Linked DNA regions of Homo sapiens: regions 2, 3 and 4 are each linked to region 1. Evidence: chromatin contacts called from ENCODE Hi-C or POLR2A ChIA-PET data. All regions are on one chromosome and are shown on one strand. The core of a region is the stretch at or near the end of the contact, and the rest is flanking DNA. Distances in the headings are between cores, read along the strand shown.

Region 1 (6,293 bases), core at 2,865-5,364:
TATTACTCCTTCCCCTTCAGATTCTCAGGGCAGGGTGTCGAGGTGGAGGGGCCCTCCTTGTGAGGAAGCAGCAGCAGCAGATTTTGCTGATGGTTGAAGAGGGATTTAAAGAGAGGAAGGGACTTGAGAACAGAATGGTTTGATGAAACAAGAAATGGGTTGCCCAGAATACAAGGGACAACTTTGAAAACAACAGAGATGTGAAGCTAGTGGAAGGGATGGAGAGGTAGATGCAGGACAGGAAGTGGGTGCAAGGGTGAAAAGCATGTTTTGGGTGTTTATTGGGCAAAATGCTTAGAAGATTTAATAGCAATGCCGAGCAGTCATGGCTGGGGAAAGAATCCAGAGAAATGGCATCTGAAATGAAAATGATGAAGTTCACCACTATCCCAGGGCTCAGAACCTGTCCTACGTGCAGAAACATAACTCTTGCCTGCTTTGGAAAAATGCTGAATTTTTCTATTTGAGAACAAGCTGCACCTCTTTCGCCCCTGGAGGTAGGGACAGGGAGATGTGAAAGAATCTCTCTCAGTTCTAGCCATGAGCACTATTTTAAAATGCTGCTTTTCTTAAATGCCTCATATTTTGAAAGGTAACAAAATCTATGTTTGAAATTAGAAAAATAAATGAGCAGGAAAATGGTGCAGCAGGAAGAATCTGAAGAGGCCATTGAGAGATGGAGGTAGCTTTTCAGTTCTGAGCTCCCCAAGGGTGGGGCCTACCTCATTCACCTGGGGCCGCCGTCTCTGGCAAATGTCGGGAAAACAACGTACAAATGAATGACTGATGCATAAGGAAACTCACTTCTGGCTAGACTAGAGAAGTGGGAAATTGAAACAGGGCACCTGTTTCAGACAGGCTTTGTAGGGGTGAGGGTGTGAACCCAGAATGTCTCGAGGTCTGAGTTTCCTGGTTGTCTTTTCTGCCACCAGTGAGCAAAGTACAGGAGCAGTAGTAGACTTGGCAGAAAAGGTGGCAAGGAAGGTATTTGGGTGATGTGTGTATCTCTCAGGATTAATGTCAGGACGAAATGAGAACATCTACTCATGGAATGTGCATTTGTTGAGCTCCTTGTATGCACCAGGCAGTTAGGGACACAGCAGTGAACTAAATAGGCAACAATCCTTGCCTTTGTGGCACTGACATTGCAGAGGGGGCAGGCAGACAATGAATGAGCAGACAGGTAATAGCAGTGGTATATTAGATGGTGGTATGTGATGGAGAAAAACGTAGCAAGAAAGGGGCTGAGGGAGTACAGGATGGCTGTCAGAGAAGGCCCGTGGAGAAGATGACATTTAAAGCATATGATAGAGCCAGAACTGCATCGATCTGGGGCAGGAGCATTTCGTGCCCAGGGTACAGAAGGCACACAGGCCCTGTGGGGAAGCTGTCAGGTGTATTCTAGGAGCTTCAGGGAGGCTGCTGGTGTGGCTGGAGCCCGGTGAAATGGGCAGAGTGTGCTGAGGATGAGGTCAGAGAGGAGCAAACCCTTTGAGCCTTACAGGCCATGCCTGGAACTTGGGCTTTTACTGTAAGTGAGATGGAGCCTCTGGAGATGAACAGAGCTTGGACAGGATCTGGCTTAAGTTAAAAAGATCATGCCATGTGGACTTAGGTTGTATGAAAGTCTCTTAAGGTACTGGTGAGAACATAGCACTTAATAAATGTTAGCTGTCGCTATTATTAAGCTTATTAAAACATAGTGGGGAGAGGGGATCCCAGAGTGGTAAGTGGTTTCCTGTAATGCATGTTACACTTCAGCTCCACCAGCTTCTCACACATTGGTTCTGATAAAACTCAGAACCAATCAGATATCAGATGGTAAACATGCTTGGAGATTACAAGATCTTGGGCCTAAAACTAGATTAGCAGCGTCCTGATTTGGTGATGAATTGCCTCATGGATGGAATAAGCATCTATTGAGCATCTCCTACATGTCCGGTGCTGAAGCAGACACTGGTAATAAACATAGACATAAGTGGGATGGACAGAGTTCCTGCCCTCACAGGTATTATTTAATTCATACCTCCTCCTCTGGGCAATGTGTGAAACAGACATGAAACAAACAATTATGTAAACCATTATCCTGATCTAACAGTGATGAGTGAAATGAAAGATGGGTGCTGGGTGCTCTGGAATGCACTGCAGAAGGTCATCATGAAGGGCCTCTCTGAGGAAGGGACATTTAAGCTAAGACAAGAGAAAGGCGGAAGGTGTTGTGGTGGGAAAGAACCCTCTGGGAGATGGAACAACATATGCAAAGGCCCTGTGACAGGAAGGAGAAAGTGATTCCCATGTCTGGGGAGCAGAGGGCTTGGGCAGAAGCAGGGGAGCCCAAAGGGGTGGACAGGGCTGGTCAGGTAGGAGCTTTTGGCATGTGGGGATTTGGGCCTTTATTCTGAATGTAATGGGCAGTCTTAAAGGGTTTTCAACAAGGGAGTGACCTGACCAGACTTGCAATCACTCTGGCTGAAGGTGGGGGGCAGCCTGGGTGGGAATAAGCATGGACTTGGGACCTGTTGGGAGGCCCTTGCAGCACTGAAGGGGTCAAATTTCTACATGATGAAAACTGAGGTTCAATGAGCCTTCACGGTACTGACATTGCAGAAGGGGCAGGCAGACACCCCCATCTTCACTAAGGCTGTTAGCCCTTGATATAAAGACCACGGGCATTGGGCTTAACCTGGCCTAGGATCTCAATTCTGTCCCTTCCTGTTTTGTGGCTTGGATGTCTCTCAATTCTTCATCTCCTAAAATGAACAAAATTACACTTGCCACACTGGGTGGTTTGGGAGATATGGGAAAATATCACAGTTACCTTGGGGCTTAACAGCCCACTAGTGCTCTGAGAATCAAAAATTGGACCATTTCAAGGGATCTGAGTAAAAGGTGCTCAACGAATGTGAGATATAACCATTGCAAGATAAGTTTCTGCTGTCTATATAAACCTTGTTTCCAAGATTAATCAACGCTTATTTAAAAAGGAACAAATGGGCGGGCGCAGTGGCCCATGCCTATAATGCCAGCACTTTGGGAGGCCGAGGCGGATGGATCACCTGAGGTCAGGAGTTTCAGACTAGCCTGGCCAACATGGTGAAACCCATCTCTACTAGTAATACAAAAAAATTAGCTGGGCATGGTGGCGCAAGCCTGTAATCTCAGCTACTCAGGAGGCTGAGACAGGAGAATCGCTTGAACCCGGGAGGCGGAGGTTGCAGTGAGCCGAGATCGTGCCATTGCACTCCAGCCTGGGCGACAAGAGCGAAACTCCGTTTCAAAAAAAAAAAAAGGAACAAATATTATTAGCATGTTGAATAGGGAAATGATTCCTAAGAATAAGACTGGGCCCTGTATTTCAGCTGGTGTGGACTGTATGCTTATGTATTTGCGTCTATGTACTTATCATTCATTTGACAAATAATAATTCATTATCTCATGCTGCTGACGTGGTACTAGGTGTTATCTACGGGTGACACAGAGTTGGCCCTCATGTCTATTTCTTCCACAGAAGACTACAGAACTTCTGACTCAATTCCTTAGTTAGAAACCGGAGGGCGAAACTCTGGTTTTTCAGTTTCAATGGGTGTTTTAATTGTTCCTTTAAAGTGTCACATTTCATCACGTGTATCATCATCTCTTAAATTACATTATCTTGAAAGTTGCTACTCAAACTTATGCTATTCAAATTTCAAAAAAAATTTTTAAATGATGAACCTCAAGTAATTTATCCCGTGAAGTTCCAGAGGATGAAAATGTGGCTCAGAGATGATTAAAAATCAGACAGTAAAATATACACATGGATACCTCAGAATTTGTGATGTACTCCCAGGTCCACTGAGACCTGTGCACAGCATGAATCACTGGCTTCTGGTATTGAACCTAAGACATGAAGTGGGGGCAATGTGTGTCCCACTGTCCCCCATTATAACATGCCCCTCGGGCCAAATGTTCTATCCTGATGTCCCCTCACCCCTGGAAAACATGCAGTTGTCAGAAACATGATCACATAGTGAATTTGCCAGGCAAATTGTGAAATATGAGTCATGGTTCTATTTGTTCTGCAATTGTGAAAATTGCAAACTTTTTATCAAGATAAAAACTGAAACTTTGAGTGTCACCTCATGGGGGGAGCCCTGACACTCTCACGTCAGACTGTTCTCCTCACCCACCCCCACGGCTCTGGTCACGCTATGCCTCTGCCAGGGACCAACCTGCTGTTTAGTGTTCAGCACCCAGAGAGTGGCTTGCCCGGAGGCCCTTTCAAATACTGGTCACAAGCACTGCTGTTAGCCTGACCTCCAGCTTGCCTGTCAAGTAGAGGCTTGGTTGTCCTGGAGGCACTGCCTCTCTCAGCCCCCTCCCCTCCTACTGTCCAGACTCGAGTCCAGCACTCCCTCTACCCGTGTGCTCTCCATATCCCTGCCCTGTAGCCAGGGACTCCCAGTCACCACTTACCTAAGTTTCATTCTCTAAAGACCCTGGTAATTGGAAATAGATTCCTACTAATGCACTAATTTGTTACTCCTCAAGAAGTAAATGTGATCTTAAAGTGATCTTAGGTAGATAAAGTCTTAATCCACTGGTTTCCTGAAGTCCTCATCTTCCTTGGATGTACCTGAGGGTCACTATAGAAAGCTTGGAACCCTCCGCCCTCTATCAGAGCTCCAGCCAGAGCTGTTCTGATTTTATACGCCTCCTTAAAAACACTCTATACTGGGGTCACACAGTGTGATCTATGAAAGGGTGGGCTCTGGAGCCAGACCAGGCAGGATGGAAACCCAGCTCTAGCACCTACAGCTGTGTGATGTTGGGCATATCATTTAACTTCTCTGTGCCTTAATTTTGCCATCTGTAAAGTATGAACAGTAACAGCACACTGTATCTACCTTGTAGAATTGTTGGACTAAATGAGTTAAAACATCTGGCATACAGTAAATACTACTTAAGAATGCGCTAGTATCGTCTACATAGGGGCCCTCAGAGATTTTGTTTGAAAGAGGGTTTCCACTGCTTTACAAAAAGGTAAAACAAACAAAGCTCCAAACTCCCACTCCCTTCACTCAAAATATGAATAACTTACTGGAATGCCACCACCAAGGGTAAGTTTCTTGGCGCCCCTCGGATCTTACCTAAATGTGGGGCTGAGCCGGCTTCAGGTCTGCCCATGAACTGGATCAATCAACTCAAACCAGCATTGTTGTAGCTGCTGACTTAGGGAACGGAGTTAAGTGCAATATCTGAGGCACTTTATTCATTTTATTGTTCTCTAGGTTTTTAAAAGTTGTTATTATTAAGCTAATAATGTTAGGCTCTATACCTCATGAGTGCCCAGCAAGAGGCCATTGGCTCACGGTGTCAGAGGAACCATGTGAAGAAATATTTCCCAATTTTTGAAGTGAGAGGTCAGATATTAGTATCAAAGATCAGATGTTAGTATCAAATAACACTGTGGCATCTGCTTGATTAGAAATGAATGAATAAACTAGCCCACTTTTCAATTATTGGTGACAACTTTTTTATTTTTATTTTTATTTTTAGAGACAGAGTCTCATTGTGTCACCTAGGCTGGAGTGCAGTGGTGCGATCTCGGCTCACTGCAACCTCTGCCTACCGGGTTCTAGCAGTTTTCCTGCCTCGGCTTCCTAAGTAGCTGGGACTACGGGCACATGCTGCCACACCCGGCTAATTTTTTGTATTTTGATAGAGACGGGGTTTTGCCGTGTTGCCCAGGCTGGTCTCAACTCCTGAGCTCAGACAATCCACCCACCTCAGCCTCACGAAATCCCAGGATTACAGGCGTGAGCCACTGCACCCAGCCTGGTGACAACTTATTATTGGACAACATCTTGACCACTTGGGGCAGGTGTCATAGTTAATTTCTAACCAATCTTGAGGTCCTCAAACGTGGAAATGATGCTCTTCCTTTCTTTTTAAGACTTTTTTTTTATTTTCATGGACTCAAGGAAGGTACTTATTACATGACAATGTAATTCTCATTAGCAGGGGCAGCAGCGACGCTGAGTTGCGCAGCAAACACCGACTTGAGCGTGGCTGAGGATCAAGGAGGAGAACTGAAGCATGCACCAGTTGCCACCACCAGGGCAGTGTCCCACCGAACACAGGGCTATCAGCACCATGCCCCACTTGTACCCCAAGCTCCACTATGATGCTGTAAATATTCCATTGCTTGAAATGAAGGGTCATCATGGTGAGGATGAAGACAGACGCAGTCTCTTTGTGTCTGAATTTGAGTAATGGGTAGGGGGTGGGTGCTTCCACAGGGTTTTATTGCC
Region 2 (6,402 bases), core at 1,092-3,591, 980 kb before region 1:
GGTTGAGTCATTTGCCCACAATCACCCAGCTGGTAAATGCAGAGCCAGAATTAAACCCATGCTGCCTGACCCCTGAAGCCGGGACACCTGCTCAAATAGCTTGCTGGAACAGGTGATGGGAAAGCAGACAAGAAGAGTGGGTTAGGCCGGGCTAAATTTGAGGATCCCGTGGAACAGTCCGGCAGAAATACAGGTCCAGGTTGGAGTTGGGCATCCGAGAGGGATACGTGGATTGGGGTCACCTGCTAAAGGGATATTGAAGCATGTCTGTTTACTGCCAAAGTCTCTCTTTGGGACACTGAAACTCTGTGTGTAGAGAGTGGTGCAGGAGGACTAGGTGGAAACCTGGGGCAGTTAGTGGTTACAGGCAGGCAGAAGGCAACTGGGGCTCTGTTTACAATGGGCAGGTCTATGCAATCCCACCCCCAAAGTCTGAAGAAGCTGAGAGGCTGAAGAAAGAGGCTGACAAATCCAGTTTCTTAGAAACATTTAATAGAGACTTAAGAAAACAAACCATGTTTATGTCTCAGGTGGCAGTGAGAGGAGATGGTGGATCCACGTGCCATTACCCTCCAGACCCAGGGCTTATATACCACAGGGGAGGGGTGGTTCAGAAGGGAAGTGTAGGACAGTTGAAGTATGATAACATCAAGGTTGACCTAAGGGCAGGATTTATAGTAAGTACTTGCTCTTACACAAGGAACAATGGATATGCTGGAAATCTTAGAGGCCGTCCCAGAACTGCGGATAATCAGAAGTCAACATGGTGGGTAGCTTCCAAGATGGAGTTGCTTTGGCCTCCACAGGCTCTAAAGGCGGCTCTGGCCTTACTTGCGGCAGAGGAGAAGCCACACCACAGCAGAATGTTCCTGGCCTAGAGGCTGATACTATAACTCCCTAGTGAGAAAAAACAATCCCCATGGCCGACAAGGACATGGAGGACAGGTACATGTTCCTCTCCTACTATGCCTTCCAGGCACACTCATTCTCTCCAGGCCAGGACAGCAGCATCTGAATCAACCCTGCAGGTAGGCATTCCATTCAAACCCAGCATTTTCCTCTTCTAGGAACTTATTCTGAAGACATAATGAGGGATGCGTATGAGGATATGTATCACAGCATTACTTCTATTTGTGAAAAATCACAGATCATATAAATATCCCACAGGAAAGGATAGATTACATCATTAAATACATGCTGATAGTAAAATCAAATTGTAGATTAATATTTATGGCCAACATTTTTGACATATTATTACATTTTAACTGGCAGGCTACAAACAGTATGACAATTTTTTGTAATGAAAAGAATGGCTATGTGTACATATTTCATAGGAAAACACTAAGTGTGCATGCCAGGAGGTGAAGAGGATTCTTTTCGGGTTGAGGAATTGTGTGAGTGGGTTTTCCCTTTTTTCTTTTTTCAGATATTGCAAGGTTGGTTTGTTTTTACATCGAGTATATATTAGGTTTGTAATTTGAAAAAAGAATTCTTTATGTAAGGGTTACTCATGAATAATATTAGCAAATGCTTGCCTGGTGCTTATTTTATGCCAACCTCTGTTCTGAGTGCTTTTCATGGATTAAGTGATTTAACCCTCACGAGAATTTAGACACGGGAACCATAGCTCAGGAGGGCTGGGCAGGTTGCCCAGGTCAGCAGAGTTGGTATGTGGCAGAGCTAGAATCTGAAGCCAAGCCATCTGCCAACAGGGTCCATGCAATTAACCACTGCACCACATTATTACTCCCCAGTGGAAAAAGACAATCCCCATGGCCAACAAGGACATGCGTGGAAATGCATGTGTTCCTCTCCTGCTATTGGTAGCAGAGGTTCCCTTGATACACCTTGATCCCAAGTGCTCCATGATGGTAGTGCTCAGGTACTATATTCAGTGAATGAATGCAAGTGACAGGTTCCACTTGTCCCCCAGGATCTGAAAAGACAGTCCAGCTTTTGCTAGATTTTGAGCATGACCATGATGGGACTCAAGGAACCTTCCCTCCCTAACTTGGCAGTGGGTGACTTGACTTCCTCACATGCTCTGGAGGATGGTTTTCCACTGAGAAACCTGTCCTGTCTTCTACTTTTCTGGGAGGGTAGAGGATGGCTCAGGGTATCATGGCTCTATCCCCATCGAAGGGGGCAGAGGGGATTCACCAGCTGTGGTAGGTCATTGCTTTGTGGCATTCAATGAACTATGTCTCTTAGAAGTCACACTTTTGTGTGGTCGCTCCTGCATTGACTCTGGAGTTTGCCATGTGGCTTTCTTTGGCCAAAAGGATATTAACAAGCATGATCCAAGCCGTGGCTTTATGAGTGCTTGCGCACTAGGCTTGTCTTCTTAGAACAGTTCCTCTTGGAACCCAGCCACCCTGCTGCTAAAAGGAAGTCCAGACTAGGCCAGTGGATAATGCAGGGACATGGGAGAGAAGCTCTGGAGGATAAGAGGCCATCTTGGACATTCCAGCTTCAAACAAGCTTCCAGATGAAAGCAGCTGCTAAATGAGCCCTGCCAAACCACCCAGCTGAATCCAGTCAACACAGATTCATGAGAAATCATAAATCGTTGTTATAAGCCACTAAATTGGTAGTTTGTTCTGCAGCCACAGGTAACTGAAATACTAGTCTTCTTTTCCTGGACACGCCTGAAAACAGATCCATATATACTTATTAAGTACCCACTGTGTGCCCAGCCCTGTTCTAGGCACTATGGGATAATCATGAAAGGATTCTAAGAAATGAGAATCTGAGGAGACAAGACTGCTACAGGAAGTAAATCTGAAGAAGAATTATGGCTAAACTGCTGCATAGTAAGGAAAGGCGACTGATTTCCCCAACCCAGCCCCCAACATTTCACCTCACAGCAAAGCTGTTGTGGCTGATAAATTTGGCAAACAGGGGTGGCATTGTTGGATACATTGATCTTTTACTTTATTATGATGATGGTTTTGGGCACCTCGGGCCCCCAGCTTTGTTAAATGCTGTTCCTATGGCAGGACAGTATTCTCCATGCACTTAAAGGGGAACCATTTGTGTGACCTTCAGATCAAAGAAGGTAGATGAGATGGAGAATTGAGTGGCCTACTCAGCCGATGGACTGTGACACACCATCATTACTCTTTAATGGGTGGGAGGGGGTCTTGCTAGTGCATCTGCTTGGCTCTGGCTAGGACTGGCCTGCTCACAACTTCATGAATATTCAGTTGCTCCATGAAGGTCCACTGCCTAGAACATTGGAGCAACCCGGAGGGTCATCTGGTCTGATGTTCTCACTGTTGAAAGGAGGAAACTGAGGCCCAGAGGTGAGAAGGGCTCGCTGGAGGGCACACAAGATTTATAGCTCCTCCATCACTGGCGCTGGTGTTAGCCACAGCTCAGCTGTGGTTTGCAGATCCTCTGAGACCCCAAATCCCATGCTCTTTCTCTTACTGCCCTCCACCCTCCTGCTCGGGGCTTGCTTTGGTGGCCAAGCAACCAGGGAACTGAGAAAGTCCACCCAGTTGCAACAAGGCTATATACATTAACCTCTGCTTCAGACAGTATACATGAAACTGCAAAAGTGTGCAGAGACACAGTTCCACTTAAAGCATTTAAAGGTGTCCTGAGGGGAGTGCTTGGGAAAGCAGGCAGACAGCCCATCATTTCACTTTCTCTCTTAGTTTGATTTTCAGTGTGGGTTTTGCTTCTAAGGGGCCATACCTCATACTGCACACTTGAAGGAATGCCAGTTGTGCTTGAAACCCTACACATTCCTGAGCAGCCCCTTTTCCCATCTGGGCCAGTGCAGGTGGATGGCAGGACCCCTGGCCTCAGGAGCCTTGCTGCTGACACTGGCCCTGAGAAGCCTGTTCATAGGGCCTTGTGGAACTGGCCACTTCTTTTCTTTGTTTCTTGATTTTTTTTCACTGAGACCAGATGAGGAGAGCCAAGACTATGGGTAAATTCCACGAATCAAAGATACATCTGGAATCTGCTGGGGAGCCTGGGAGGCTGTTCAAGCCAAGGCATCATCATTTCTCAAATTGGGAAAACACAGGCATGGAGGGGCAAAGGGGTTTTCCCAAGGCCTGGGGCTGGTGGGCTCGATGCCAGGAGAAGACTCAGGGACGATGCTTTCGGCTGGAGGACAGGATGAGTCAGGCCCCCAAGGTGTTTTCCCCACATGGTTTCAGTTCTTAGGTCAGGGTCTTGGCACCTGAAGGAAAACCTGGTCTAGGCCATGTGGAAATCCCGAGCTGCTGCAGCATCTCACTCCGATCGGGCATGTCTGGGAGGCAGCAGGTTGCAAATAAGTGATTTACAGCATGTTCCCTGATGTTTTACATTTTCATCATTTCATGTTGCAGTCCTATCTCCAGTAATGGTATCTGCAAAGGAGTGCAGCTCCCAGCCTGCTATCTGCAGGAGCCCGAGTGGGGAAGCCTGTGTAGTCTCAGGTCTCAGCCTTGACTTTCACGGTGTGACTGTGGTGTCTCAGGACTCTGCGACCCAGGATCATCATTGTGACCATCTTCCTAGTCTTCACTGCTTCCTTTACACCTCAATTCTGAGGACCTGCTCTGAGCCGCACACGGTTCTGGGCTCTAGGAATGGCGGAGGACTTGGGTGCCACGAGAGCACCAGGTAGTAGCTCCAGCTCAGCCTCCCCTAACCCTGACTCAAACAAAACCATCAGATGCATCCCCTACCACTATCTATCTGTCTGAGGATTCTCAGAACCTTTCCACTGGTGGGAATGTAAAGTGATGCAGCCCTGCGGAAAGAAGTTTGGCCATTCCTCAAAAGTATATTATATAGAATTACTATATGACCCGGCAACTCCCCTCCTAGGCATATGCCCAAAAGAATTGAAAGCAAGGACTCAAACAAATACTTGGGCGTACATGCTTATAGGAGCATTATTCACACTAGCCAAAGGTGGGCACAGTTGTCCATCAGCAGATGAATGGCTACACAAGGTGTAGTATATACATACAAAGAAATACTACTATTCAGCCATAAAAAGGAATGGAATTCTGATACATGCAACAACATGGATGAACTTCAGAAACATGCTAAGTTTCTAAGCCAAGCTAACATGCTAAGAAGCCAGACACTGAAGGTCACATATTGTATGATTCTGCTTATATGAAACATCTGGAAAGAGACAGAAAGCACATCAGTGACTGCCAGGGCCTGGGATGAGGAGAACTTGGGAGTGATTGCTTCGTGGGCATGAGTTTTCCCTTTGGGGTGAAGAAAATGTTCTGCAACTAAATAGAGGCAGCAGATGCATGACACTGTGAATGTACTAAGTGCTACTGAATTGTGTTTAAAATGGTTAATTTTATATTATGTGAATTTCACCTCTAAGAATTTTTTTTTCTTTTTTTCTTTTTTTTTTTTTGAGACCAAGTCTCACTCTGTCACCCAGACTGGAGTGCAGTGGTGCAATCTTGGCTCACTGCAACCTCTGCCTCCTGGGTTCAAGTGATTCTCCTGCCTCAGCCTCCCAAGTAGCTGGGACTACAGGTGCCCGATACCACACCACACCTGGCTAATTTTCGTATTTTTAGTAGATATGGGGTTTTGCCATGTTGGCCAGGCTGGTCTTGAACTCCTGACCTCATGTGATCTGCCCACCTCAGCCTCCCAAAGTGCTGGGATTACAGGTATGAGCCAACATGCCTGGCCTAAGAAAAAATTTTAATTAAAACTTGCCGCTGCCTACAAATCTCACAGCACCCTGATGTCACATATATCAGCCGCAACTCCACCTGCTAACCCAGAGCTCCAGATTCCTGACATGAGGTAGTAGGTGAGACTGTTGAGGCAGGAATTTGAAGATTGGCCTGCAGTGGGGCCGCGTGCGGGTCAGGGGGTTGGCACGGGGGCCTCTCTTAGCTAGCGAGTGCACTAGAGGCCTCCCAACACAGGCATCACACCTCGGATCAATTTTGTCCTGTCTCCCTATCCCCATGCTCACTGTAACACTCATAATGTGCTTTGCTGCACCTGGTGGGAGGAGTTAACGATATGTAATAGTGGTAGCTGAGAATTGTGGGGGCTAACATGGCTTCAAAACACTCCCTTTGTCACTGATTGGGAAGTAATGAGAGGTCTAGATCTTTAGCTTGGGCTTCCAAACTCAATGGATGGGCTCAGTTAACTCCCAGCATCACTCCCACCCCTCCGGGAGGACACTCCACTACTCTGGCACTCTCTTGAAGACTCAGATTATTACTTCCTCCACACCAGAGCACCACTCTTCTGTGAAGACTCTTTGGCCCAGCCTCCAGTTTTCCCTTGCTTGCCTGAACTCCTGAGGTCACTGTCTGGGCCTCTTCCCTGGTGTTTATTCTAACTGTGTGTGCATGTAGGTCAGTCATATGAAAGTTTGTCATTTTGGTAGTTAATATC
Region 3 (6,260 bases), core at 2,965-5,464, 730 kb before region 1:
CTGGGCCTGTGATGGGAGGGGTTGCCGTGAAGACCTCTGACATGCCTTGGAGACATTTTCCCCTGTTTTGGCAATTAACATTTTGCTCCTCATTATTTATGCAAATTTCTGCAGCAGGCTTGAGTTTCTTCTCAGAAAATAGGTTTATCTTTTCTATCATATCACGAGGCTGCAAATTTTCCAAAGTTTTATGCTCTGGTTCCCTTTTAAACATAAGTTCCAATTCCAAAGTGTCTCTGTAAATACATAAAACTGAATACTTTTTACAGCACCCAAGGAACCTCTTGAATGACTTGTTGCTTAAAAATTTCTTCTGCTATATACCCTAAATCATCTCTCCCCAGTTCAAAGTTCCACAGACCTCTAGGGCAGGGAAAAAATGCTGCCAGTCTCTTTGCTAAAACACAGCAAGAGTCACCATTATTTTAGTTCCCAACAACTTCCTCATCTCCATCTGGGACCACCTTAGCCTGGACTTCATTGTTTACATTACTGTCAGCATTTTGGTCAAAGCCATTCAACAAGTCTGTAGGAATTTCCAAACTTTCCTACATCTTCATGTCTCCTGAGCCCTCCAAGTCTCTAGGAAGTTTCAGACTTTCCCATATTTTCCTGTCTTCTTCTGAGGCCTCCAAACTGTTCCGACCTTGGCCTGTTACCAACTTCCAAAGTCACTTCCACATTTTCAGGTATTTTTACAGCAGCACACCACTACCTGGTACCAATTTCCTATATTAATCTGTTTTCACACTGCTAATAAAGACATACCAGAGATTGGGTAATTTATAAAGGAAAATGGTTTAATTGACTCACAGTTCTGCAGGGCTGGGGAGGTCTCAGGAAACTTACAATCATGGCAGAAGGGGAAGCAAATACATCCTTCTTCACATGGTGGCAGCAAAGAGGAGAAGCCCCTTATAAAACCATCAGATCTCCTGAGAACTCACTTACTACCATGAAAACAGCATGGAGGTAACAGCCCCCATAATTCAATTACCTTCCACCAGGTCCCTCCCACGACACGTGAGGATTATGGGAACTACAATTCCAGATGAGATTTGGGTGGGGACACAGCCAAACTGTATCAATTGCTATAACAGACTCCTAATGAGTCTTCCTGCTATGGCTCACATATATTAGGTAACTTGTCCAAGGTTGCTAAGCAATGTGTGCTGCAATCTGAAATGAGATCTGTCTTACTCTAAAGTTTATGCTCTTTTTACTACAAAAGGGGTTTGGCTACGTGTGTATATGCTGGGTGGGGTAGGTGTATGTGAACATTTGAAAATATGTATTTGTGTATATATATATTCATATATACATGTTTGTATATATAAATATATATATGTCTGTATAACTATATACACACATATATGTATAATGTGTGTGTATAAATTGTGTGTGTTTGTGTTTGTGTAATTTAAGAGATACCTTATGGAACCCTCATAAATGAAGGTGCTGAAACCAGAGATGCTTTGATAGAGGTGAGGGAAGAAGACTCACAGTCCTCCAATATTCTTTCTCCTCTGCAAAGTACTTCTCAATGAAATACCAAAAACTGCAAAACACAACTTGAAAACTACTGTACTATACACATTGCCGTCCCTTCAAGGAGTAAGCATTGTGCTTCTGGTTTCAAAACAGAGGCCATTTCACAGGAAGATCATGGTACCAAAGGAAAAAGTAATCCCCACACACCGGACAAAGTGACCTTTTAAAAATGCAAATCATGCTGTGTCATTTCTATCAAAACCCTCCTTGGTCCTGACATCATGGTCTGTTGCAAAAATGACAGGCTATCTATAAAGCACTTAGGAAAAACTGCTCCTAAAACAGACTAGAACAAATGTTGCTATATTTAACTTCCCTGAGTCAATACAATAAGACCTCTCTTCACCTCTGATAAAAATTCTATACCCTATGTGAAAGCTACCCTACTGCTGCCAGAAATGTTAATGAGTAGCAGAGATAACTGGCTCAATGATGTATTAAGATGACCAGTTTATTGGGAGGCCGAGGCAGGTGGATCACCTGAGGTCAGGAGTTCGAGACCAGCCTGACCAATATGGTAAGACCCCGTCTCTACTAAAAATACAAAAATTAGCTGGGCATGGTGGTGGGTGCCTGTAATCCTAGCTAGTCGGGAGGTTGAGGCAGGGGAATCACTTGAACCCAGGAGGCGGAGGGTGCAGTGAGCAGAGATCGGGCCACTGCACTCCAGCCTGGGTGACACAGCAAGACTCCATCTCAAACAAACAAACAAACAAACAAAAAAGACGACCAGTTTATAGCTTTTACTATCTGTAATTTATCTTCTTAGTTTCACTCTCCCAGTTTATAAATATTTTAAAAGTTGACTCTTTATATAGAAAACCATAAGTATTCTAACTAACGAACTAAGTTGGGCCTAAATGCCCATCAACCAACAACTGAATAAAGAAAATGTGGTATATATATACCATGGAATACTACTCAGCCATAAAAAGGAATGAAATAATGGCATCTGCAGCAAGCTGGATGGAGTTGGAGATCATTATTCTAAGTGAATTATCTCAGGAATGAAAAACTAATTATCTTATGTTCTCACTTATAAGTAAGAACTAAGCTATGAAGATGCAAAGGCATAAGAATGATATAAGGAACTTTGGAGACTTGGTGGGAAGGGTGGGAGGGGGTGAGGGATAAAAGACTACACTTGGGTACAGTGTACACTGCTCGGGTTACAGTGCACCAAAATCTTAGAAATCACCACTAAAGAACTTATACACGTAACCAAAAACCACCTGTTCCTCAAACACTATTGGGAAAAAAATTGAAATGTCAATATACTTGGAAAGAGTCCTATTAATAATATAAACATCAAATTACTTCTGATTTTTGATAAGCAGAGTAAGTAAAATGATGAGCTCATTATTAAAAAAAAGAAAATATGAAAAAAGCAAACTCATGCTGAGTATGTCATGCTCCAGTAAGGAAACAATGCCACCAGTGTGGGAAAAATTCTCGAGGAAAAATAGGCTTTTATAACTGGATAGCATTTGAGTTAAGATTAGAAACAAAACAAACAAAATTAAATTATTTATTCCTCTAAATGGAACGTTCTTAATCATCTTAATGCTAAAGTTTCCTTTCTTGTAATTGGCTGAGTTGTTTTCACGAATCAGAAATGAGCAAGTCCATCAATAGAAATCTGTCACAGAGACTGATCTAAGCTAGAAGCATGAGTTAACATAAAACAAAAGGAAGAAAATTTTTTTCCTGAGAATGCCAAGATTTAGTCACTAAGAAAAGGAGAAAATGATAGTCTTTACCAAGTATGACTATCACGAAGATACAAGAATAATCATAACAATCAAAAATGCTTTGCTTCAGATGTAGTAAACGTAAATTCCTAAATACTTAAGAAAAAGCAGAAATGTCTACACATTTGGAAAATTAATGTCTTTTTTTTTTTTCTTGAGACAGAGTCTCACTCTGTTGCCCAGGCTGGAGTGCAGTGGCGCAATCTTGGCTCACTGCAATCTCTGCCTCCAGGGCTCGAGAGATTCTCCTGCCTCAGCGTCCCGAATAGCTGGGAATACAGGTGACCACAACCATGCCTGGCTAATTTTTTGTATTTTTAGTAGAGACGGGGTTTCACCATGTTGGCTAGGCTGGTTTCAAACTCCTGACCTCAAGTGATCTGCCCGCTTCAGCCTCCCAAAGTGCTAGGATTACAGGCATGAGGCACTGCGCCCGGCCATATTTTGAATTCTTATCTGAAAAGTCTACTTACCTAAACTAAAAATATTTTTTAAAAACAGAAATAATCTTTAAAATAATTGTGGGTGTGAAAATCTTTGAATTATAAAGTCTTGCAGGGACTTTTCTCTTGAAGAAGGCTTGGCTATACTTAGATTCAGTATAGGTATTTCAAGTAGCCTGAACACAATGGCTGTCCCTTGAGCTTCTAAGAATGCAGAAGAGCAAAATCCTCTGCAATCATAAGTGCAAAACCTGTAATTATGGTTATTTAACAAAATGGTTTCTGTTAAGATATTTGATGATGAAATTTCCACTCTCTTAGATGTCAGTGCCCACATTTTATTCAGGCTTTACTCATGAGTAAATGTATTATAACTGTTATTTGATTAAATGTCAGTGGCCACCAGGCCTAGTTCATAAGCAAGAAGCTTAAAGAAGGCAAGCCACAGAGGGTGTGGAATGATTACAAAGAAAGATGATGAAAGGAGAATTGTTTTTGCAACTTGGTGATGTGAGGCAGTGTTTCACCTTAAATAAAGTAACCACAAAAGCTTTAAAGAAGCAAAGGACTATTTTGGCAGCAAGAGGAAGGGAAGATCAGTAAAATGGGTAAAGTCAAGTAAGGAAGAATCACAGCATAGAACAGCAGTATTTTAAAGTTTTATGTATACTGCCTTATTTACATGTTTATCCACTCAACAGCTGTGTCAGGGAGAAAGATAAGCTATTATTACATTTCCATTTATAGAAGAAACTGAAACTTACTGATTCTCTGGATTTTTTAAAAATACTTTTTAAAAAAAATTTTTGAACTAATTTTAGATTTGCAGAAAAACTTCAAAAATAGTACAGAGAGTTCCTGTATACTCTTCACCCCACCTTGCCACCCTACATGCATCTTATCTGATCTCACAAGCTAAACTGGGTCAGGTTTGTTTAGTACTTGGATGAGAGTTTTGTGGTTTTTCACCAAGGTAAAATATATTGCTAGAAAGAGTTTAAGATTCCTATTCCAAAATCAGTGCTCTTTCTACTATACTACTGACTTCTACACAAAACTCCTTATTCAGATATAAAATTTTCTATCTGATCAAGTAAAATTATGCAGTTCACTTGACATTACTACTACATGTTACAACTTTAGAGATGTATAAAATTTGCAATAATCTAAAAAATTCTACGTGAAATGCTCTGTAGTGGCCCTGATAAGAAACTGGTTTTGTTTTATAGAATTGAAACCCTCAGATTGCGCTACATGCAGTTTTCATAAGATCTAGAAATGTATTCTAAAATGAATACATTGCTTAATGAAATATAAGTGGACGAATGTCATGGAATTATCATAGTGCCTACTGAATATTCAGACTACATTTTCTGAGTCATTTTACTCGGTGGTAGTAGTAAATATTACATATTCCACTAACTTGATGTTATGCATGCTGCAAATCCTTTGATTCTGATTCTAGTCACTATGAAGGGAAGATTATTTCTAAAGTAAATTCCATAGGAATATTGCTATATTATATATTTTCATAAAGAAGATTCTGTCAATGACAGCTACCATTTCTTAAACACCCATGTGCTGAACTGAGCCAGGTATATTACATATGTTATCACAAATCCTTCCCAACACTTCTAAGATGCAGGTCCAGATAAAGGAATCTGAGACTCAGAAACATGTAGTAATTTGTCCAGGTTAGTAACATACCTTGGATAAAGAATGGAACTGTGATTTTAATATGTAGGTCTATATGACCCCAAAGCCCATGCTCTGGTCATAATACCATACAATCTAAAGAGAGTATCAGAAAAAAGACAAGTATACTACAAACAGTTTGGTAAAAGATAAAAACTGTCATTCTATAATAAAGAAAATGATGCAGAGGGAAGAGATAGATTTGCTAAACAATGAGAATATGCATACTGTGTATGTTTCATTAGTTTGTAGGCTTTAAGTGGGAACACAGTGTTGTGACATAGCATGGTCTCATCTGTCTGGGAAGGTCATCCTTCCTTTCTATTCGTTCTAAGTAATAGAATAATAGTTATTCTATTGAGTAAGAAGCAACATGAAGGATCCACATGGGAGGACTAGGGTGAGGGTGAAAGTAGGGAGAGAGTTTGGTCTGTCAGAACAGGCTAAAAACCCTATAATCACTGGGGCAACAGGTTTCATGACCAGATTGCCCAAACGTTGTATGCAGATTAGAAACAAAACAAAACATGGACAACATTGAAATAAGTAACAGAAATCCACACAATGAAAATATGTCCTTGCCAAAATAATAAATTAATATTCTTCAAAGCACAAAAGCAATCCTGTTAATATTCTTTTCTATTGGTGCCTTTTAGGTACATTTACAACATGATAAACTAAATTGGATTTTATACAATTCTTAAGTAATACTCCTATTGTACCACACCAGGTATCCCATATAGTTAAATGAACACGCCTTGTTACTTTGCATACCCTCCTTTGCATAATGTTCTTTAGAGGTAGAAAAACACACAGCCCA
Region 4 (6,494 bases), core at 2,574-5,073, 780 kb before region 1:
AAATCTCTATGCTTCATAAATATAAACTAGTTGTTCATTGGCATTTTAATTTATGAAGTACATTTTACATTGGAGGCAAGTCAGTTCAGCCTTTCTGTATGAAAATATAGGTGTCAATCTATGATTACTATAAAAGCAGTCCACATACCTTTTCTCTTGTTAGGAGCTGCAGCTCAAAGCCAAGGTGGCAAAGTGTCCCCACTGCAGCTTAAAGTACCATGTCAGGTCCTCAGAGTGGACCTTAGGGAAGTGAACATCAGCATCCCCAATCATGGTAAGTTTCTACCATGAGCTCCCTTTTTTTTTTTTTTTTAGCAGCTTGAGGTATGTGGGAGCCAAGACAGGGTGGCCGCGTTATTGACACACACAGTCTACAAATCCATCCCATTTTAATGAGATAATTTTTAACTTTAAAAGGAAGATTTATGTATTATATACCCTGAAACCTGTGTCACCCTGGTCATGCAATTCATGATATAAAAAAGCATAGGTAGCCTGGGCGCTGTGGCTCATACCTGTAATCCCAGCACTTTGCGAGGCCGAGGTGGGTGGATCACCTGAGGTCAGGAGTTCAAGGCCAGCCTGGCCAACATGGCGAAGTTCTACTAAAAATTACAAAAATTAGGCTGGGCGAGGTGGCTCACGCCTGTAATCCCAGCACTTTGGGAGGCTGAGGCAGGCAGATCATGAGGTCAGGAGATCGAGACCATCCTGGCTAACATGGTGAAACCCCGTCTCTACTAAAAAACACACACAAAATTAGCCAGGCGTGATGGCGGGTGCCTGTAGTCCCAGCTACTCAGGAGGCTGAGATAGGAGAATGGCGTGAATCCGGGAGGCGGAGCTTGCAGTGAGCCGAGTTCGCGCCACTGCATTCCAGCCTGGGTGACAGAGTGAGACTCCGTCTCAAAAAAAAAAAGAAAAAAAAATTATTACAAAAATTAGTTGGGCATGGTGGCAGGTGCCTGTAATCACAGCTACTCAGGAGGCTGAGGTAGGGAGAACTGCTCGAACCTGGGAGGTAGAAGTTGCAGTGAGCTGAGATCGTACCAATGCACTCCAGCCTGGGCAAACAGAGTGAGACTCCGTCTCAAAAAAAAAAAAAAAAAAAAAAAGTGCAGGCATATTCACTCTTGTAGTGCGCAAATTCTCATAGCTGAAGAAAATGGAGGAGACCTTTCCAGGTGGTGGTCCCCTCCTGAGGAATAATAACACCTTGGGTGCCCCTCTGGGGTGGAGTTTGTTACCATTTGTTGTTGATTTTGTTTGATTGTTCTACTAGCGGCTAACTGAACCTTCCAGGTCATGGCTTGTTTTATTTTCTAGATGTATTTAAATTAAGCATTTTAAAATTGTGTCATCAGTTTTAAAAAGCCCATTCTTTATGTTTATTAGATCCAAATTAGCTTAGGCAATACCTGAAGCTAGCTTAAAGTGCATTTTTATCATATACTAATACTAACAGTCTTAGATTGTAAAAGTAGTAATACATAAGTACCAGGTTGGACATGGGGGAAAAGATATACACACACACATGTATGTAAATAGTGTCATCAACCACGATGGCTCTCAGGTGATCTGTCCAGTCTATTTTAAAAACAAAAACTTTGAAGAGAGAAGCAGCTACCGCTTCTTTTTGAGGAAATAATGCAGACTTCATGATTAGGGCATTTTCTCCTTGTATCAGATACATTTTCCTTTATGTAATCTTATTCATTACTTTTAGTTACCATTTTAGGTTATTTCTCAAAAATCATGTTTCCCTTTGCTATCTTTTAATTGCTTCTAGATTATTATCAAACACTGCCTCTTTTTTCTTCTTTTTCCCTTCCACTGTCTCAACCTATTCATCATTATTTGACTGTTTTCGATGGATTTGATATTTTTAATCTTTCATTATAAGTTTTTTTTCACTCTCAGTTGGTTTTTAAATTCTTACTTCCAATTATCTCTTATTTTTCTCATTCATAATTTTTCATGTTCATCTTCCTTCTGGCCTGTCATTTAAAACAGCTTCACCCATCATGTAAAAGAAACTTGATTTAATTATTTCTTTTCAATTATAAGACTTCAAAAACATTCATGCAAAAGGATATATTGCTTTAATCAGCAATATTAAAATCATGTTCTTATATAAGATAAACTTCAAATATTAAAAGTGCAAAGTTTCACCATTACAGAGAGCTTCTGGAGACATTTATAAAACATGTTCTTCCTGTTACACAGAGAATCTATCTACATAATTAACAACAACTAAAAAAAATAAAGGATGGAAAGAAAGCATTCTATTTAACTAAACATAAGGAAAAAAGATAATATAGACAAAATCATGACTTTTATGAATAGTAAAATCCACTCAGGTAAAAATGTATACTATGTAATACTATTTATTTTCTCATTTGTTTATGTATAATGTTATACATATACATTTTCATTAGCTTGTTAAAACAGAGTATCAAAAAAGTAAATTTGACTTTCCTCAGTTAGGTATATCAAACTTTACTTTCTGTTGAACTACTTCCTTATAAACAGAGTAGGACTTGAAGAAATTTCTCTTAACACAAATAAGATCTTTTTTTTAAAGGGCCATAAGATGAGCATTTAATTAAAACACACACACCTGCACACACTTTCTTTAGACTGTTGAAATATCAGGTCTTTAATTCCCCATTAAAACAACACAAAACCCTGATTATAAGTTTTCAAATCATTTGAAGATGTAAAAGGCTGTCTGCATTTCAGCTTAGTTCAAAGCCAGTAAAGAAATATCTCTTCTTCTTCCAACTAAAAGCATGTTTAGGAGAAGGATATCTGATAGAAGTGGTAATGCCAATCTAACCAATTTTAAAATATAAAGTGCTACTAGCAATATTTAGATACATATAATTTGAGAATAACGTTTTATAAACCTAAGCTTTGAAAAATAGAAACTATAAACCTCAACAAAAAAACTTAATTTGTAATTGAAAGAAAATAATATTTTGTAGAAAAAAAGTGTCCTTCCAAAAAGAGATGAAAATGACTTTCATTTCCCAAGAGAATTATGCCACTTTTATACAACAAAATTACAGTCACCACAAATTGCTTTCAACAATTCCATTGCTTCTTCATTTGACCACTTGAAAATCAAAATTCTTTCATATTATAAATATAACTTTTTATAACTCTGTTATTACGTACTGTGAATGGGGAAAGTGGGCCAATCCTGTGGCTGTAGCGTCGAATGGCCTCTCTGATGTGGCAGGGCTGGATGGCATCGCTGTGAGCCTCAACACCACAGGCTGCAGTGCTCTGCGACAGAAAAACACATAAATTGTTACTAAATCAAAAACACGCAACAGAACTACAGTGTATAAATATGAAAATAAACCTTTACAAAAGAGACCGGTTTTTCCCTTAGGATGCACATCACTACTGCCATATACTACATCTAAAAAAGAATTCCATTAACAAATCAAAGATGACTTTTACATGACCCCTTTCTAGCAGACCTACCAAACGCAATTTTTATGCCCACAATATTTCACCTAAGCCTGCATGTCAAGACACAGGAGAATACAGCCACTTGCCTGCAGATAAAAAGTGTCATGAAAGCTTACTGAAAGAACCACAGGAAGTTATTTTTTTAAAAAAAACATTTTAACATTTATTATTATAAACGTTTCTTAGGAGCTTCTTTGGCACATTTCTGAAATAACTTGAGGGTCATCAACTTAAAATGAAAAATGTTAAATTATGATACATTTATTTATCATACCTGGGATTGTCATAAGACCATTTCAACTTGGTTTCTAATTTTCTAGGTATCTCAGGACAAAACAAAAACGAAACCAACAACTTTCTGTTTTAATTTGCCGCATCTGTAAAAGGCAGGTTTGCAAGCACAAAAAGATACAAAAAAGATAAGGATTATTTGCGATGAGAGTGTGAATACAAACTTAAGAAATTATAGATGTGTATATGTGTGTTCAGCATGATTTTTCAAAATAACTTATAGGGCTAGGGTTTAGCCCTACAAGTTACCAGCTCTGCCAAGATACATAATATCTCGGGCCTCGGTTTCCTCACCTGTAAATTGGGAAAACAATTATAATTGCTTGTAGGACTGTTGTGAAAATTAAATAAGTTGAAATACATAAACCACTTAGAACAATGCCTGACACATGCTAGGAAATTGTTTTATTTTTATAAAGAGATGTTTCATTTTGTCACCTAGACTGCAGTGCAGTGGTGTGCTCACAGCTCACTGAAGCCTCAAACTTCTGGGCTCAAGCGATCCTCTGGCCTCAGCCTCTGAAGTAGCTGAGACTAAAGGCAAGTGCCACCACATATGGCTAAAAAAAAGGATTAATTTCTTTAGAGATATGGTCTCGCTATGATGCCCAGGATGGTCTTGAACTGCTGGGCTGAAGTGATCCTCCTGACTCAGCCTCCTGGGTAATGTTAGCTAGTAATAGTATTAGGTTATTTAAATTAAGTGTTAAAAATGGGATCGCTAAGTTTTTGAAATGGAAGCTCATTTACTTCAAAGTATAGTAGGTAGCAGATGGCAGGCCATCAACATTAAAGAATTAACTTGCATATTACTATAACGGGTCTAGAAGTCATTTGTAGTCACAGAATTAATATTATTTGTTTTTCTGATAATTACTGTATTTTTTTGATAATTAATACATTTTTTACTCATAATTCTTTGTAGGGAATATAACTCTATAGATAGCAACCTCTATGGATAGCAATTTGGCAAAATCTTATAAAAATGAAAAAGAACAACCTCTTTTACTCAGCAATTTCACCTGTAAGAATTTATCCTACAGATATATTGCACAGGTACAAAATAATATATATACATAAGGATACTTACTATAGTACTAAATGTTCATTAATGAGGGATTGGTTAAATAAATTATCCATTCAAAGAAACAGAAACCAAAGCAACCACTGAAAAGAATGAGGCAGTTCCCTACATACTCCTATGGAGCTATCTCTAAGATATTATATGAAACACTGATCAAAAACTGAAGTAGGAGGTTTACTATGGTAAGTCTTTGTGTTCCCCTAAAATTTGTACGTTGAAATCCAAGCCCACAAAGTGATGGTATTAGGATAAGAAGCCTCTGGGAATTGATTTATCCACGAGGGTGGAGCTCTCATGAATGGAATTAGTTCCCTTTTAAAGAGACCAGGGAAAGACCACTCACCCCTTCTGCCATGTGAGGTTTGGGTGAACAGATGACTGCCTATGAACCAGGAAGTGGGCCATCACAAAACACTGAATTTGCCAATGTCTTAATCTGGGACTTCCTAGCCTCCAGAACTATAAGAAATACATTCCTATTGTTTATAAGCCACCCAGTTTACAGGATTTTGTTATGGAAGCCCAAATGGACTAAGATAGAAGCTAAGTTAGAAAAATTTTGTGACTGCCATTTGTAAGATATGGAGACACATAAGCCAGCCTGGCTGAATCATGCTATTTTTGCCAAAATGTGACATTAAATTATATTAAAATAAAAACATTGAATTTTGTGAAAAATGTCATTAGAGTTTCCATTTTGCCAATTTCAGGTTTATCTGCCATAATTCAGCAACTGTTAACATTAGCATAATGAAGCTACTAGGCGCACTTTTATACTTTCTTGATTTGCTCATTGAGTTCTCCGGAAGGAAGCCTTTAAACGTTATAATCCCAGTTTTTTTTTTTTCCACCTCAACAAATATCTTCACATTCTCTTTGTCTGTCAACATCTAGTCCTTTATCAAGGTGCTAATAATCTGTTCAAATTAAAAATGTATCCAAAGTTTAGAATTTTTAATATAGCAGTGATTCTAGCATTATATTCTTCAAAATTGCTTCAGAAGAATTAACATAAAATGTACATATTTGTTATTAATAATCTTATATCAGCTATAAACACGTGTGAAGAGCATTATACTTATACATCAATTCATCTTTAGCATCCTGATTAGGCCTAAATTTTATGATATTCTTTAAATTTTCAAAAACTAAACCCAAATATTTGACAAAATACTGAGTCCTGTTTATAGAGTATTTGCAGAAATCTCTCTGGGATATAAACTCTGTATTTCTTTAAGAAAAGTACTAGCTGTTTGGAAAAGTTCTCCATATGTCAGGTCCTCTTCCTCTTGGCTGCATTCACACTCTATTCTTGTATCCTTCCATTTTTGTATTAATAGTTCTTCAACTAGAAACTGATGCTGGGTATTAGAAGCTGAAATAGCATATGGAGTTCTACATATTTTCCGGATTTGGCTGTTGTCTCTCTGCTTTTCTCTGCCGGTTTACAATGAACAAAATATCTTAGCAGTTTAAACTCTCAACTGTGATGCAGAAAGTTATACTGAAACTTAGGTTTGCCCCTGGATCTCTCACTGAACCTTTTTCTCCCAACTTAAAAAAGTTCTTGGCAGGGTTAGTGTCCTATCCTTTCTCAGCCTTCCCCTTACCAGAGTGAGTGTTTAAGAAGGATCTA

What was found. A loop is a pair of places that touch in the nucleus more often than their neighbours do. ChIA-PET counts read pairs that join two places held with the same protein, here RNA polymerase II (POLR2A). Pooled maps may share reads with other maps.
Region 2: a loop to region 1 is called in a map of posterior vena cava, with 6 times the contacts of the local background. The contact joins two enhancer-like sites. A Hi-C loop is called at or near these places in 1 of 168 maps with a recorded cell type or tissue (posterior vena cava), 4 of 37 single-sample maps with no recorded cell type and 4 of 50 pooled maps.
Region 3: a map of CD4-positive, alpha-beta memory T cell shows a loop between it and region 1 (2.9-fold over the local background). The contact joins two enhancer-like sites. A Hi-C loop is called at or near these places in 2 of 168 maps with a recorded cell type or tissue (CD4-positive, alpha-beta memory T cell and naive thymus-derived CD4-positive, alpha-beta T cell), 1 of 37 single-sample maps with no recorded cell type and 7 of 50 pooled maps. POLR2A ChIA-PET finds 5 or more read pairs at or near these places in 1 of 52 experiments (Panc1).
Region 4: a loop to region 1 is called in a pooled map, with 18 times the contacts of the local background. The contact joins two enhancer-like sites. A Hi-C loop is called at or near these places in 1 of 37 single-sample maps with no recorded cell type and 13 of 50 pooled maps. POLR2A ChIA-PET finds 5 or more read pairs at or near these places in 1 of 52 experiments (activated T-cell).

Annotation. Positions count from the first base shown.
Region 1 is chr6:45,706,502-45,712,794 of GRCh38, forward strand. No RefSeq gene overlaps it. Among named protein-coding and RNA genes, the nearest start is that of RUNX2-AS1, 130 kb to the left of the region's middle. RefSeq lists a silencer at 13-62. Within about 2 kb of position 4,115, at least 4 of the 41 ENCODE cell types and tissues checked have a DNase peak (open chromatin) inside an H3K27ac peak, as active enhancers do.
Region 2 is chr6:44,731,675-44,738,076 of GRCh38, forward strand. The region is part of intron 1 of LOC101929770 (a long non-coding RNA gene); the gene reads left to right. Among named protein-coding and RNA genes, the nearest start is that of MIR4642, 300 kb to the left of the region's middle. RefSeq lists enhancers at 3,944-4,033, 4,274-4,323. Within about 2 kb of position 2,342, at least 3 of the 41 ENCODE cell types and tissues checked have a DNase peak (open chromatin) inside an H3K27ac peak, as active enhancers do.
Region 3 is chr6:44,972,922-44,979,181 of GRCh38, forward strand. All of the region lies in intron 6 of SUPT3H (SPT3 homolog, SAGA and STAGA complex component), which reads right to left. Among named protein-coding and RNA genes, the nearest start is that of MIR586, 220 kb to the right of the region's middle. RefSeq lists a silencer at 1-98. Within about 2 kb of position 4,215, at least 3 of the 41 ENCODE cell types and tissues checked have a DNase peak (open chromatin) inside an H3K27ac peak, as active enhancers do.
Region 4 is chr6:44,929,473-44,935,966 of GRCh38, forward strand. It overlaps SUPT3H (SPT3 homolog, SAGA and STAGA complex component), which reads right to left. Exons shown (of 11, transcript NM_003599.4): 10 at 3,181-3,291. Among named protein-coding and RNA genes, the nearest start is that of MIR586, 270 kb to the right of the region's middle. RefSeq lists a silencer at 626-827. Within about 2 kb of position 3,824, at least 4 of the 41 ENCODE cell types and tissues checked have a DNase peak (open chromatin) inside an H3K27ac peak, as active enhancers do.